Regions from separate parts of the Homo sapiens genome. Here region 2 is linked to region 1. The links are chromatin loops, found by intact Hi-C in ENCODE. Cell type or tissue: IMR-90. All regions are shown on one strand. Each heading gives the region's core, and the rest is flanking DNA. Links, peaks and the distances in the headings are about the cores only. Region 1 has its middle 13 kb from the start of LINC02622. Region 2 overlaps UNC5B (unc-5 netrin receptor B).

The links. A loop is a pair of places that touch in the nucleus more often than their neighbours do. Peaks named below come from ENCODE experiments on the same cell type or tissue, not always from the same donor. Only the 100,000 strongest peaks of a DNase experiment are listed, where the experiment ranks them.
Region 2: it touches region 1 in a loop (6-fold over the local background); 20 of 110 quality-filtered maps call a loop at or near these places.

Annotation. Positions count from the first base shown.
Region 1 is chr10:70,923,224-70,928,589 of GRCh38, forward strand. No RefSeq gene overlaps it. Among named protein-coding and RNA genes, the nearest start is that of LINC02622, 13 kb to the right of the region's middle. In IMR-90, for the core only: a CTCF peak has its summit at 2,631 (motif pointing right); no DNase peak of the experiment used is centred there; H3K27me3 peaks cover 2,478 bases.
Region 2 is chr10:71,268,219-71,273,584 of GRCh38, forward strand. The region is part of intron 1 of UNC5B (unc-5 netrin receptor B); the gene reads left to right. Among named protein-coding and RNA genes, the nearest start is that of SLC29A3, 48 kb to the right of the region's middle. RefSeq lists enhancers at 1,614-1,908, 1,784-2,505, 2,506-3,225. In IMR-90, for the core only: CTCF peaks have their summits at 339 (motif pointing left) and 2,266 (motif pointing right); DNase peaks (open chromatin) are centred at 353, 2,243 and 4,403; H3K27ac peaks cover 818 bases.

The DNA.
Region 1 (5,366 bases), core at 313-5,312:
CCTCCCTGGCTCAAGCAATCCTCCCACCTCAGCCTTCTGAGTAGCTGGGACTGCAGGTGAGAGCCACTGTGCCTGGCCTAAATTTTTTTTTTTTTTTTGGAGACGGAGTTTTGCTCTTGTTGCCTAGGCTAGAGTGCAATGGCTTGATCTCGGCTCACCACAACCTTTGCCTCCTGGGTTCAAGAGATTCTCCAGCCTCAGCCCCCCGAGTAGCTGGGATTACAGGCATGGGCCACCATGCCCAGCTAATTTTGTATTTTTAGTAGAGACAGGGTTTCTCCATGTTGGTTAGGCTGGTCTTGAACTCCTGACCTCAGGTGATCCGCCTGCCTCAGCCTCCCAAAGTGCTGGGATTACAGGTGTGAGCCACCACGGCTGGCCAATTTTTCTTTTTAAGTATTAAAAAAGTGTTGATTGGGCTCTTCCAATGCTCTTGGTTGCTGCGAGGAGCCGCCTGCCATGTCATTCAGGCATAGCGTGTTTATGGAGCCAGGCTCTGTGCAGGATGCTGCATCTGCACCATCAGGACTCAGCCCCCTGGTCAGAGGACACATGCCCCCATGTGAATTAACTTTGTAGACTCCTCGGATGACAGCTGGCTGGGAACAGGTACATGAGGGGTTGAGGCAGAGTGACTCAGCACCCGGGGCTCTGTCAGGGATGGGTGCCAGTCCAGGCCAGGGCAGGGCTGGAGGTGACAAAGGCAGGCGGGGCCGATCTCACAGCCAGAGTGGGGCTTCCTGAAGCTCGTGGCCCTAGGTCTCTCATTGTACAGATGGGGAGACTGAGACCCAGAGGGCAGAAAGAACTTGGTCGAAGTCATGTGGAAAATTTGGGGGCTCGATCTCCACATTGACTTTATTTCCTACTTTTACCCACTCTTGCCAAGGACGTCAGGAAGCATTCTTCTGGGTTCCTTCAGTTTTCAGAAAGCTCCAGGCTTGGATTGGCCTCTGTGTCTTTGACCTGTGTTCTCAAGCTTGGAGGTCCTTGGGGTTCTGGGGAATGGATCCCCAGAGGAGCCCAGGACGCAGGATGGGCACTCTGGCTGCTGGAGCTGGCTCCCTGGCTTGTGGAGTTCGTTATGCACATCTCTTCCCAGCTCTGAGCTCAGGGACTCAGCTGGCACCTGAAATGGCTGCGGAGGGAGTATTTACACCACAGAAATTGGCTGATGCTACAACCCAGAGCTTTTCTCCTGAAGCTGGGAGTGGAACATTCAGCAGCACACCACTACCTGGGCCCCATCCACCTTCAACCCAGGCAGCTCCATGTCATCTGTTTTATGCATTGGGTCTGGGGAAGATTTCATTTGAGGGAGGGTTTAAAAAATTTTTAAAAAATCATTTATTTGTTTTAATCAATCCTGGGTATACCAAGTAAACCTATGCATTATGGACTAACCTGGGCTAACTTGTGTGTTTTGAACTGACCTCTGGGCTAGCAGGTATTCCAAGCCAACCCAGGTATTCTGGGGTACCGTGTGTCTCTGAGCTGGCTAAGTGTGTGGTTTGTATTGAAGCGTGAGTTCTAGGCTAGTCTGGGCTAAGCGATGTGTGATGAGATAACAGGCATATTCTGAGATAATCTGTGGGTTCTGGGCTCCCCTAGGAACTTGTTCCAGGTCCATCTGTAGACAAGGAACAAACTCCAGTCCCAATCCCCTCTTAGGACTTTAATGGTGGAGAGAGGCCCTCAGTTCTCCTTCTGATAAATGAGAACTAGAAGCTACCAAGAAACTTGGAGCTCCTTTGAAAGCGAGTGCCTGGGGTGGCTTGGAAGGTCCAGAGCCAGACTCCTCCTGGACTCCTGTGGGAGAGAGAAGACGCAACTGCTCCTGCCTGAGTCAGCAAGGCTGGGCTGGGTGCATGACCCACTGTGGGACCATTGTGGGCTCTGGGGAGGACGCCAGACAACAGGAGAGCTCTCTCCCTTTCTGAGTTTTCTTCCAGAAGGAAGGCAGGGACCTCATTAAGGACGTGGGTCTACCAAGTCAAGGATACATTTTGGAGTCACTGGTGCATATAATGAAACTTAGAGCTATGAAGTTAGACGGGCTTAGAGATGTTTGAGGCCTGCTACCCAGGACATTCGACTTTAGGAGCTCAAGGCTATAGGAGACAGGGGGAGCAGCCACAGGGCAGATCAAGGGGACAAGGCACAGGGGCAGGTGCCTGGAGCTCAAGAGAGATGAGGGCTGGGAGAGGTTCCAGGAGGCGGGGGCACAAGAGACTTAGAAAGGTGGAAAGGTAGCAAGTCTGGGCAGTGAAGTGTGGGCTGTTTCATAGAGGGCTCTGAGTATCAGCACAGGGAAGGGTTGCTCCATTCTATCAGCAATAGGGAGCCATCGAAGGTTGGTGAGCGGAAGACAGGCATGAAAGACATGGCAGGCCTGGGGGCCCACTTGGTGACTGCAAATAGGAGAGAGAGAGGGCTGGAGGTGGGGACTAGGCTGTGCCCAAGCTAGGGTCTCGACATTAATTTAGGTTTTGGGGTGATCTTGAACCTCAGTTTCCTTTTGTTTCAAGTGGGGTAAAAATTCTAACCCTGCCAAATGGGCCGTTTTGTGGCGGGGGCGCTGACGTGCTCCATCTTCTCTGGGCGCCACGACCTGCCATTCCGACTCTGGCCGCTGGGTGGCAGCCGGCCCCCAGCAGCCCCACCCTCAGCCCTGGGACTGGGTCAGGGGGACTTTCCTGCGCGGTGACCGGGCTCAGGACCACCCCCATCCCAGCCTACAGTTTTCAGGAGGAGCCTTCGCTCCTTACCATCCCACCAGCTCCTGTCCACTTGGAGGCTCCAGGGGCCTCGAGGCCATGAATGAGAACTCACTGTCCACACTGCCCGTCCACACTGCCCGCGTGGGGCCTTTCTCTGGGGCAGCTCTGTGCCAGGCATGGGGCATAGGGGACGTTCTTCATAGGGATGCCAGATTTAGCAAATAAATGCAATACTTGGGATATAATTGTACTAAAAATTATTCATCATTAATCTGAAATTCAAATTTATCTGGCAACTCAGCCCCTATGCCACTGGCCCCCATCGGAGGAGGCCAATCACTCGCACATCCACCCTGAGCACAAGGTGCCTGCCAGCCCGGGCTGTCAGGCCGAGGACTGGCAGAGAGGGAGCTGGCACAGCTCTGCGGGGACCAGCCTCTGCTCACGTCAGCTCCCTGGATGCTGTCCACCTGCCCGTCTACCCGTCTGACTCCCCTCTCAGGACTGGCTGGGCTCTGAGGATGCAGAGACCACCGCCACTGTCCTCACGTTCTCTTGGGCTCTATTTCCATCCTTCCAGTTCCCAGCCATCCGGCGTCTCTGCAAGGCCTTTGTGAGTCTGGTGTGGAGCCAGACGGAACCCACAGCTCCTGCCTGCTCTGGGGGCCCTGCCCTTGGCTCAGCCTCTGTGGTGCACTCTGCCTGGGCTCATGCACTCCTCTCACCACCCCTCAACTGGACCAGGGTAGCCAGAGGGCTGCCTGGGTGGCTCAGTGTCCCTGGGAGCATTGGCAGTGAGCCTTCATCAGGATAGTCACGTGCCTGAGCAGGACTGGGGAGGGCAGGGAAAGGAAATGGGGAGGCAGGAGCTGGATTCTGGGGCACTGAAAATCAGCGGGGAAGAGGAGAGATCTTTCTAGCACATGGAGACATCATCTGTCTCTCTCCTCACCTTCTCGGAAAATATGAGGCTCTGAATCCAGAAGTCTGGCTCTGGGACGCTTCCAGAGACCAGCTGGCCTCGCCTCCTGCTGGATGCTAGATGTGGAAACTGAGTCCCAGAGACAGTTAGCAAGCAACCCAAGTGTTGTCCGGCTCCCTGTCTGAGCTTGGTCCCTGCCTCCTCCAGGCTGGCATCCGCCTCTGGCTCTTGGGCTTTATGAGGCACTTTCTGTCCCTCAGGGTCCCCAGCAGACCATCTGCAGTGATGCAGGCCCGGTCCGGAAGACGTGGCCTCATCCACTGTCTTCACTAGGAAGAAGATTCATGAGGCAGGTGAGTTGGTTTAAAGGAACCTGCAGTCTTTTTATCACCTTGATGGCTACGACGGATTTTGTTTCAGGGAGTATCTGTAAGACTTTAATTAAATCAGGAACTCAGGCCCGGCCAGCTTCCCTGCTGCTTATCAGCTTCTTAAGGCCGTGATTCATTACCCAGGATTATTATTTTTCATCCCTGAAATAATCTTTAAAGGCCTTCTATCAGGGAGATTAAAGCCATAAGTCATACACGCCCACGTGCATGCTTTGTTTTCTCTGCACATGGGTGGTGTAGAGCCACCCAGAGGACTGGGCCATGGTGCTGCCCCAGCCTCCTGGGCTCCTGCTGGGCCCTCTGCTGCCAGGACCAGGAGTGGGGGGAGTATCTGGTTGGCATGACTCTCTGGCTGGGCAGAGGTTCGGCCGTCGTTGTGGGTGCTGAGGTAGCCTAGGCAGGTGGGGAGTGGGTGAGAATGGAACTCCCTGCTTTATGATTTTTCTCCTTCTTTCATTTAACAAATGTTCATTGGCCCCCTGGGCCACTTCCTGTTCTGGGTGCTGGGCAGAGCAAGACAGATGACACGCCTTTTGGGGATACGGACAAGTAAGTGAGCGATGACACCACATTTATTTCTTACTCTGCCTCCAAGCCTCTTTATCTCTTTGCCTTGACTCTCTCTCCCTGTCTTTCTCTCAAATCACAGAAGCAAGGCTTTCTTTTCCAACGGGAGGTAGGATTGCTTACTGGAGGTAGTGGCTTTTGATCTCATGTTGAATTATTCACTGTGAATCTCCCCTGAGCCAGTTTCAGGGGCAGCACGGTCTCAGTCTCGATCCCTAGGCCCTTAAGAATTAACAAAGCCTCCAGCTCAGCCTCTAATGGGGACAAAGGTAACTGGGGGTTTAGAGAGAGGAGGGTGGGCTGCCTGGAGGAGGTGGCTGTGGGGACTTGGAGGTTGGACTGCAAAGAACTTGAACCTAGAGCACGACCTTCCCTTCTCTGGTTGCAGAAGGCTCCAAGTGGATCCTAAACCCTAGGGCTCAAGTGCCTGCCTCGCCTCTTTTTGAGGTAAAATATGCACTGCTGAGGTTCAGCCCTTGATAGGCGCTCCCACGTGTTGGAGCCCTGTGCTCACTGTCAGGCCATTAAGCTGCTAGTCACACGGCCAGATTCCATGGCTTTGGAAATGTTACTGTATTTGTGCAATGTTGTTTTGAGTCATAGTTGCTCGCAGGGTCGGCGGGCTGCCCCTGATTGTGGCTGCTGTGTTTGGGGAGGGGAGCAGGAGATGGAGCTGGGGAAAGCCTCCTATGAAGTCCCAGGGGACTCAAGAGTCCCACCGCACCTGCTAGACAGTGGGGCAGGAGTAGCCACAGGCACTCGTTT
Region 2 (5,366 bases), core at 215-5,214, 340 kb after region 1:
TCCCTCTCCTCGTGGCACCATCTCTACCTCTGTTTATCTCGCCCATTTGCCCTCTCCTTCTCATGCCCATTTCACAGATTGGCAAAGGCCAGAGTCTGGCCACTCCTTTTTCTCTGTCCTTTCTGTGACTTCTTTTATGCCAGTGTGATGCCAAGATAGGAGTGACGCTGCAGCCACAGACTGTTTGTTTGCCCTTGCACAAGTCATTGCCCCTGTCTGGCCTCAGGGTCCCCAGCTGGAGATGAAGGGTCCCCAGCTGGAGGTGAAGGGTCCCCGACTGGAGGTGAAGGGCTTGGATGCAGTTTTGAAGGCCCCATAGCCCAGGATCTGAGCTGCCTCCTGGTGGTGGTGCTGACAGCAGGCAACAGGCAAGGACTGCAGCAGTTTTTCCACTTGGAAATGTGTTTGGCAGTTGCCTCCCCTTTGCGAGGAAGGGTTGTTCGGTTCTAGAGCGTGGCGCTGAGGGAGACGGGGGAAATTTGTGTGCCCTTGGTGCTCTAAGAACAGCCTTAACCCTGGGCTTTCAGGGCGGCATGGGGATGTAAGCACTGTCCTGTCTGGCCTCGTCCGGGCAGCCCCTAGACCCAAGACTGTACCAAGGCATTTTGGACTTTTCTGGGAGAAAGTGACAGGACACTGGGCATCTTCCTGCCCAGAACCCAAACACACAGCCAACTTGACAGCATTGCCAGCCTCACTCCCCGTGCCAGCTCTGCGTCCTTCAGCTCCTCCAGCAACCTGAAACGCGTGGCAGGAGCAGGCAGCCCAGCTGGCCCTCACCCGTCTGACACGTGTGACCGTGCGGGGGCTGGTGGGGGGAGACAGAGAGAGATGCCCAGCGTGTTCTGCTTATGATTCAAAAGTCCTCAGTCAATAGCCTTTAAGGGAAAGCATGGGATATGCAACTTACATGGTGAGACCAGATTTAGGTAACTAAATATTCATGCATCTAAAAAAGTCAGAGAGGATCAACATCCAGTGTAACTCAGCTGGGGTGGGAATGGGGCGGCTTTTATTTTCATCTTTTTTTTTTCTAGATTGTTTACAGTGAGGCTACTACCTTTGTAATCAGAATAAACCCAAACATCTGTTTTCAATTAAAAAAAAAGTTTAGAAAAATGAAGTCCCCCCCCCACAACTTCTCCTTTCCTGGGAGTCTGGTGCACAGTTTCTCTTTCTGGCTCTGCTGCTCAGGTGCTGTGTGATCTGGAGCCAGACCACACCCTCTCTGGTCTCCATCCTTGAGGGCAGTGATTAGATGGTCTGTGAAGTTCCATCAGTTAGTGGAGTCCTGCAGCATGGAATTTCCCAAGGGATGGGCTCCTGTAGCCCAGGTCAGCCCTCCTACCCGCTCCTGCTGCCCAAACCCCCTCTGACTGCTCCCTCCCCCTCCACCTGCCACCCCAGTGCTTGTCCTGTGTCCCCAGTGGGCCCATCTACACCGCAAACAAGATTCCCAGGCCCTCAAGGAACTTGCCTTCCAGAAAGGCAAGTTCCTTTCTGTCCAGAAACAGACAGCAAGCTTACAAACACATACACAAAGCAGGTCATTCCAGAGGGAGGTGAGCCTGCCAAGAGAAAAAAAAAGGCATTGGGGAGATAGCACAGGGAGGAAAGAGAATGGTGCATTTTCACTGGGTGGTCAGGGAAGGCCTCACTGGAGAGGTGGCATTTGAGTTGGGATCTCAATGACAAAGAGTCAGCCAAGAGAATATGTGTGTGTGGGAGGGGTTGGGGGAGGCGCTCCAAAACAAGAGACCAGCAGAGGCGCTGAGGCTAGAACAAGCAAGGCATGTCCCAGGAAAACACGCCTGGTGGGGCTTGGAGCACAGTGAAAGATAGGTGAGTTGGCCGGGTGCAGTGGCTCACGCCTGTAATCCCAGCACTTTGGGAAGCCAAGGCAGGTGGATCACCTGAGGTCAGGAGTTCGAGACCAGCCTGGGCAACATGGTGAAACCCCGTGTCTACTAAAGACACAAAAATTAGCTGGGCGTGGTGGTATGTGCCTGTAATCTCAGATACTTGGGAGGCTGATGCAGGAGAACCCAGGAGGCGGAGGTTGCAGTGAGCTGAGATCATGCCGCTGCACTCCAGCCTGGGTGACAGAATGAGACTCTGCGGAAGGGAGGGAGGGAGGGAGGGAGGGAGGGAGGGTGGGAGGCAGGGAGGGAGGGAGGGAAGACTGGTGAGTCCATGAAGTTAGAGGGTTCTGGGTAGCTTAGGACTTTCTCCAGGGTCACAGAGAAGCCGCAGGAGGCTGTACACCACTAGAGGGCAGGGTTTCTCTCTTATGAGATCACTCTGGTGTTAAGAGGAAAGTGGATTTTAGGGGCAAAAGGAAAGGTAGGGAGCCCAGAGAGAGGAAGGGTCCAGGCGGGAAGACCTGGGCTTGGAGACTGCAGCGGGTGGTGGGGGTGGTCGTGCAGTGTGAGGCACATCTTCCAGGTTCATCTAGCAGCACCAGGTCCCTCCAGCAGCACGGACTGGAAGTGGGGTGAAGGAAAGGGAGCCACCAGGCATCCTCCCAGATGGGACCTGAACAACTGGGTGCTTGGCGGAGTCTAAGATTGCAGCTCAAACTCACCCCATGCCAACCCTGGGTCAGGGAGAGGTGACCTATAAAATAGCAGGTCTGAGTCACAGGTGGGGAGCCTGCCATTGCCTTAGGGGGACAGCAGCATTAACAAAGGCCCACCCTGAGAAAGGCACTGTGGTCCCAGCCTGGGTGGGGCTCTCAGGGTGTCCCCAGAGATAGCTGTGGATGTAACCTGGCTGGGCATGTGTGTGTCTGAGGGGGCTTGCCACCTGTCACTGAGTGGGGGGCCAGGCTGGCCCCAGGCCTTACTCCTGGATCTCGGTTTGGGAGGGGCAGGTCCACAGAGCAAGGGAAGCCAAGTGCTGGAGTCAGGAAGCTGAGACCCCGTCCCCTCCAGCAAGCTAGGGAGCTCCTGAGAGGACAGAACAATAGCTGTCCCTGCTGGGTTTTGGTGGCTGTGACCTCGAACACGCCCTTTCACTCTTCTGCCTCGTTTTCGCATCTGTAAAATGGAACAGCTTCGCAGGGTCATTGTGTTGACAATAATGTGCGCTGTCTCGTTGGAACACACAGGATTTTCAGTGCCAGGTGGTGGGAATATGCTTATTATCTGCAGGAGCATGGATGAAAGGGCTTTGAGCTCCTTGTCTGGGAGAAGAAGGGGAAACAGAATATCCCCTCCTCAGGGCCCAGGCCTCCATCACAGTGACCCCATCGGACCTGAAACTTGGAAAAGGAACCAAAAATTAGCCCCAAGACTGAGCCAAAGGAACCCAAAGCCAGAGGAAGGGTCTGGAGGGAGGGCCTTGGGGGTGGAAGTCAGGGTGGCCAGTGACCCAGTGACTCTAGTGCCCTTTCCAGCTCTGTAAGCAGCGTGGCCCCCATAGCCAGGCCCGGGCTCATCCCAGCACTGCACCTGCCCTGGGGCCTCGACCCCAGCCTCCCATCCACTTCTTCACCTGCCTCACAGTCCTTCGAGGGAGACGTTTCACAGGAGCAGATGGACACCCCCTTCAGGATGCAGGCCCCTGCCCCAGCTGGCCACCTTGGCGAAGCCGCTTCCTGTGACAGCAGAGGAAGTGATGTCAGGGCACAGATGGGTGCAGAGGGTGTGGGAAGAGGGCTGCGTGAGGAGCCACCTTTGTTAGGAATGACTTGGCGTCCCCCGAGCCCGCCAGCCCCCATTTGTCATCGGTAACGGCCATTGTGACCGCCTCCGAGGGGGCCCCTGCCTGAACCCCACAGCCGCAAGGAGCCAGGGCCAGATGGAGGAAGAGCTTTGTGTCCAGGGAGGGGTCCTTCCATGTGAGGTTGTGTGTTTTTAAAACATAATAATAAATTGGCTCCTCTCCCCCAACTCTCCCCACTCCCCACTGAGCACATCAGCCACGCAGTGAATGGGAGAGATTTTCCATGCAGTGGGAGGTCAAGTCTGGGGAGAATTAGCCGGTGTCCAGGGGCTAGAGAAAGACTGTGATTGCTGATGATAAATGTGCCCAGCGTGGGGCGTTTCTCTGTCCTCACCTCCCGCCTGACTCCTCCCCTCCCTGTCCTGAGCCAGTCAGCCCTGGAGACACACAGCCCTGCATGGCTACAGATGCCCACCCCTGGTGGAAGCCTGGGGGTCCCAGGCCTGTGGACAAAAGCCAGCGGTGGGGGTTTCAAGGCCTTCCCTACCAGACCACAGCAGCCTCCCTCTGAGGTCTCCGCCCTGGGCAACAGGGCTGACCGGAAGTGGACCCGGCTGAGATGGATAGCAGGAATTTCCATCCCAGGCATGGGAATCACAGAGCCCAAGCCTTCACCCACAACCCTGCCGTGGCTGTGCTGTCTTTCTGGGCCCCCTGTCCCTCCTCAGTCCTGAATCAGCAACTGGGCTCTGGTCCAGCTTGGCTGTTAATTTGCTGTGTGGTGTTGCATTAGTCACTTCCCCTCTCTGATCCGGTAGAACGCGGGGCTCCAAGGGCTCCAGGCTCTCTGAACGTTGACTTTCTGTGTCTGGTCTACGTGGGCTCAGATGGTGCCAGGCCAAGGAAACAGTCTGTGGGGCTTCTGACCTCCCACACACAGTTCAGCTAGAGAACAGCTCCTGCCTGCTGCCACTCCCAGGCACATGCACTGCCTGTTTGTTTGTTTGTTTGTTTGTTTGTTTTGAGATGGAGTCTTGCTCCATTGCCCAGGCTGGAATGCAATAGTGAGATCTCACTCACTGCAACTTCCACCTCCCAGGTTTAAGCAATTCTTGTGCCTCAGCCCCCCGAGTAGCTGGGATTACAGGCATCCGCCACCACACCCAGCTAATTTTTGTATTTTTAGTAGAGACAGGCTTTCGCCATGTTATCCAGGCTTGTCTCGAACTCCTGACCTCAGGTGATCCGCCCGCCTTGGACTTCCAAAGTGCTGGGATTATAGGCGTGAGCCGCCGCGCCCGGCCCACAGTGCTTGTTAAGAAAGATATTTGCATCTGTTTTCTCAGTTGACCTTTCACAGCAATACCCCAAAGTTGACAGAGCAGGAACTGCTAGTCACTTCTTTATAGATGGGGAAACTGAGGCTCTGAGAGGTCAAACAACCTCCCAAGGTCTCACAGTGCTGGGTGAGGCTTGGAACCAGGACTGTTGGCTCTTGGGTCAGCCTGGGCCCAGGCTCAGAGTCATGGTAAGGGCCACAGCACTCCTCTGGCTTCCCCTAGGGATAGTGACAATCTCCCTCTCAGGAATGTTGGAGCCACCCCCTCCTCTGAGAAGACCCTCTGAGAGGTACAGTGTCTTTACATTTGTCCTGAAGTCATTCCTTCGCCTCCTGGGCCCTCACTCCTGCTCATCCAGGT